Regions from separate parts of the Mus musculus genome. Here region 2 is linked to region 1. A link is a loop called in an ENCODE intact Hi-C map of the cell type or tissue named here. Cell type or tissue: heart. All regions are shown on one strand.

What was found. Peaks named below come from ENCODE experiments on the same cell type or tissue, not always from the same donor. Only the 100,000 strongest peaks of a DNase experiment are listed, where the experiment ranks them.
Region 2: a loop joins it to region 1, with 4 times the contacts of the local background. A loop is called at or near these places in 7 of 42 quality-filtered maps.

What each region holds. Positions count from the first base shown.
Region 1 is chr8:106,516,445-106,518,944 of GRCm38, reverse strand. All of the region lies in intron 2 of Cdh3 (cadherin 3), which reads right to left. Among named protein-coding and RNA genes, the nearest start is that of Cdh3, 6.8 kb to the right of the region's middle. In heart, no CTCF peak of the experiment used is centred here; no DNase peak of the experiment used is centred here; H3K27ac peaks cover 2,327 bases.
Region 2 is chr8:106,435,956-106,438,455 of GRCm38, reverse strand. Gm51545 (a long non-coding RNA gene) reads left to right here. Exons shown (of 3, transcript XR_003947445.1): 3 at 1,721-2,500. Among named protein-coding and RNA genes, the nearest start is that of Zfp90, 22 kb to the right of the region's middle. In heart, no CTCF peak of the experiment used is centred here; no DNase peak of the experiment used is centred here.

The sequences.
Region 1 (2,500 bases):
AGAAGTTAACTATTTCTAATCTTCCCCTAGCTTGTCTGGGGCCAGAGGACTTTGCTTTCCCTCAACCACATGGATTCCCACGTGGTTAGTACTGTATACTTAGGGAGGTTCAAGGCTGGATCTCACAACTTTCTAGTAGATGACACTGGGCAAGTCACAAAATTACTAATGTAGGTTTTCCAGCTAATGTACAAAATTACCAATGTAGGTAGTCTAGCTAAATGGGGCCCATTCCACCTGCCCTGGGGCTCTTGGAGGATTAAAGGGGCTTATCACATAAAGTAACAAGTGTGGTTCTGGAATGCAGTAAGCTCTCAAAAAAATGGACTCAGGGGCTGGCAAGCCGAGTCGGTGGATAAAGGTGCTTGCCACCAAGCCTGACTAACTGAGTTTGGTCCCTGGAAGCCACATGGCAGAAGGAGAGAAGTTAACTCTTGCAAGTTGCTCTCTGACCGCCACTCATGCATCTATGTACGCACACGAATACAAGACAAATAAATATTAATAATAATAATAAACATTATAAAAAATAAAATAAATGTCATTTCGGCTGATAGCTTTTGACCATTTTCCTGCCAGTTCCTCTGCCCAAATCAATGAAGTGAGAGGCAAGGCTCAACGCAAGACACATCTTTGGTGTGAGGAAAGCCAGGAAGCGGGCGGCAGCATGGGCGAGGTCAGCACCTTAGCTCAGGAGGACTTCCATGAGGCTAGGACCGTGCCCAAGCATCCGGCCTGCCTTTCCCTAACATCACCTTGCTATCATCGGGCTCAGACACTCCCAAACAGCTCTCCATTGCTCCCCTGCCTTAAATCCTATGGCCCAGCCATATAGGATGTAGTTAAAACCCTAGAACCCATGTTGTTCACCTGCAGGAACATCCCCTGCCATCTCTCGTGTCCAGCACCCTAGCTGTTTCTTGGCTTCTAGCTAAGACACCGTTTCCTATGGTATTCCCTTGTTAGCACCGTCTCACTTCCTACTCCACTTTTCTCTCACAGTGGCCTACGAAGCTCGGGACTTTCATACATTTGCTCACTCACATATCCCGGGCACCCAGATCAGTACCTGGCACATGCCAGTAATCACAGCACTAAAGAGGACAAAGAAAGAGAATCATTACTCTGAGGCTAGCCTGGACTACACAGTGAGAGCAGCCTAAAGTGGGGCGGGGGGCGGGGCATGGGGCATGTGTTGAACTGAGGACTAGCAATTGTACTTCCCTGGTGATTTTTATTTATTTAGGTTATGTGCATGTGAGTGTTACATCAAAGCACATACATTCAAGAGGCCAGGCGACAACTTACAGGGTCAATCCTCGCTTTCTACCATGTAGGTTCCAGGGACTGAACTCCGGTTTGGCAGTGTCTGTATCTGCTGAGCTCATCTGTCTTTTGAGACAAGGTCTTAGAGATCCATTAGTTGTCAACTACTGGGGTTACAGGAAGAGTAACGCACACCTCATTATGATTCAATCATAAAATTCTAATGTAGGTAAAGTAGTCTATGGTATCCGAAGCCAGAACAGTGGTTATCTTGAGAGAAGGGAGCTGTTGGGCAAGGGTCACCTAAGTTATTGGTAATGCCAGTGGTCTGTGTGCTGGTACCCAGGCATCTTAAGCTGGCGATGTATCAATAAGCTAGTTACTCTGGTACTTATCCCAGCACAGTTAACTCTTTTTTTAAAAAAATTATACTTATTTAGTTAATTATGGTGGGAGAGGAGGGAAAGGCATGTGACTTGGTGAGAGGTCAGAGGACAACCTGCAGGAATGGTTATCTCCTTCCACCATGTGGGTCCCAGGGATCAAATTCAGGTCACTGGGCTCGGTGACAAGGGCCTTAATATGCTGCCACCTTGCCAGCCCTCAACATTACGTTCTTCTTCAACATCAAGTCTCTGGACAGATGCCTCACTGATCTTGGCAGGGGAGGCCCTCTCCTATCCCACCATCCTCCAAATGTTCTAAAAACCACTTTAGCTTCTGGCTCTAGTTATTCACTGTCCACCCTAAGATGCCTTGCTACACAGCAGAGGTGAGGACACCCATTCTGAGTAACCTAGGAACAGAGTGTTATGAGAGGAGGTGACGAGAGGTTTGAGACCGGCTCCCCAGACACACTGGATGGTGATAGAGAGCAGAGTCTTCAGCAACCAGCCCTCCCCTCTGCTGAGGGAGGAAGGCAGCTGGCCAGGCTCCAAACCCCAGTTCCCTACCACTCATTCCTCTGAGGCAGATTTATGGGGCACTATAGACTCAATCCCCTTGGGCTATGGAGGCAGCCAACCAGGTTCTGCATCCTGGACTTACTGCAGAGTGCCCAAGTGACTCCATTTTACATGGAAGGGGAAGGTAACTAGCACCTGCTTTGCAAAGGATTAAAACAGAGCTCACACCAGACTGTAAGCTTCCCAAAGGCAGGGACTTTGTTTAGTTCACTGCAAGAATGAAGAAACTCCAAACTAAGGGTAGTTTTTATACCAAAAGCTGAGCTAAA
Region 2 (2,500 bases), 80 kb after region 1:
AAACAAAAAGTCCCAAATCCTATCATGTTCCCACTCATAACCTCATCTAAATCATCACCTCCCAAAGGCTGGCTGTTTCCAAAAAGTCACCGAATTTATTCCATCCCCGGTGGATACCTTTTGTAGGGATGCAAACATTCATTGCAGAAAGAACTCAAAGATATGACTCCCAGGAGACCCACCAGGAGAAATTTGTAAGCTGGCTACTTCAGGAAGAAACTGGACCTGACGTATGGTGCTAGGCCAGATTCGGGAACAGTCTCTCAATCTAGGGTACTGGGGCAGGAGTTAAGCACCACTAAGCATTATTAAGCACTACCAAATAGCATTAAAGACTGTTAGAATTGTTAGTTCTGTGTTGAGCTTTTGTTAAGTCTTTATTATAAACAATCTTTGAATGCTTTCTGGGAATGACTAAGCTGCCAAGAGCTGGCTCTTTGACAGGCCCTTCCCTCGTGCCAGGCAGCCTCGGTCAGCTGTTACCTAAGCAGCCCTTCCCTTGGTCCTTGGCTGGAATGCCCTTGTCACAGCCTGGTCGCTTTGGGGGATTTACTTTATTGATACTCTGAGGACTGTTCAGCTGTGGCCAAGGTCTTAACTACCCCCACAGCTGAACATGTGCTCCAGTCATGACTACTCTGGACAGGGAACCTCTGTGAGTTCAGTGCCAGCCTGGTCTACATAGTTTCTAAGCACTGGCTTAGAAAGCAGTGCTCTACAAAAGAGAGCAACTCCTGGTGTGTGTGTGTTGGTGCCAGGCATGGTTCTGTATCCTGGAATGAAGGAGATATACACAGGAAGGCCAAGAATTCAAGGTTAGCCTCCATTACATATAGATTTTGAGAACATCCTGGGCTACATAAGCTCTATCTACAGAAAAATCAACCAACCAATAATAAGATAAGTTTTGGTGACCTTGAAATTATCTTGGCTGTTCTTGAACTCTCATTCAGACAAGAGGAAAGAACTCCCACCCCAACCCCCACTTCCATTTCCCCATTTCCCACCTTCACCCCTGCCCAGCAGAAAGTCACCGATTGCTGTAGACCATTCCTTTTATTTGCATGAAGGGCTATGCTGTGATTGGCACAAATACAGTCCTTCATTTGCATGAAGGGCTATGCTGTGATTGGCACAAATACAGTCCTTCATTTGCATGAAGGGCTGCACCATAACTGGTACAGACATTCTTGCCCCCCCCCCCCACCTACTACTTGGTTATAGAACCAAAGTTTTCAGCTTACTTTTTTTTTTTAAAGATTAATTTATATGTAAATACACTGTAGCTGTCTTCAGACACTCCAGAAGAGGGAGTCAGATCTCATTATGGATGGTTGTGAGCCACCATGTGGTTGCTGGGATTTGAACTCCAGACCTTCGGAAGAGCAGTTGGGTGCTCTTACCCACTGAGCCATCTCACCAGCCCCTTCAGCTTACTTTTAAGGTGAGCTGGGAGACACCCTTTTTCGCTATTTTCCGGAGATATAACATTAAGAGTCAACAAATGGTATCTCCTGAATGGCCTTTTCTTTCTTTTCCCTTCCCTCCTTTCTTTCCTTTCTTACCTCCTTCCTTTTTGAGATAGTTTCTCTCTATGTAGCCCTGGCTAGTCTGGAAATTATGTAGACCAGATTGGCATTGAACTCACAGAGGTTCCCTCACCTCTGTCTCCTGAGTGCCGAGACTAAACTTCTTTGCTTACTTTTGATTTCTATCACAGGTACAGTGGGCTGAGCTGGTAGCGTGAGAAGACAAGCAAAGCAGCCGTGGCAGCAACAGCAATGGCAAGAGGGCATCCAGAGTTCCAGAGAGAGATGCAGAGACAGGCAAGATGATACAGGACCCTGGAAATAGAGGTTATCCAAGGCCAAAGATGAGGGATGCAGGCCCTGACCGCTGGAAGAGTTCCTGGAAGCTGCTAAGCCTTGAGAGTTGATGGTCCTTACACCCATAGCAGCATGCAAGATGTAAAGGGATATGGCTGAGGTTTGAGAGCTCCAACACTAGGTGATGTTCGCTGCTGCTGCTGCTGCTTCTGTTGTTGTTGTTGCTGCTGCTGCTTCTGAGTCTGAGGTTACACTGGCTGCTACTGAGAGCTGGTCTATTGACAAAGCCCAGAGACATTAAAGCCTCTAGGGTGAGTCCCTACAGCCATAGGTCTGTGGACCCTAAAGCTTGGAGCCATTAGCTTTTAGTTCTTGGGACATAAAGCTATACGGTTCTGAGTCTGTCAGCCAGCCCACAAGCTTTTGACACTCAAGGGACCGGGTCTACCAATACTAAAATAGTTACCTCCCTTTAACTATGATTTCTATTTGAGAAGACCAACGGGCCCTCCCGAGTCAGCTGACTAGTAACAGCAAGATGCCTCTTAGAAAAGAATTTATGACTGGTAAGGTGGCCTAGGGTGTAAAAGTGCTTGTCCCTACCCATAACAACCTGAGTTCATTCTCTAGGATACACATGGTAGTCAGAGACTAGCTACCCTCGCAGGTTATCT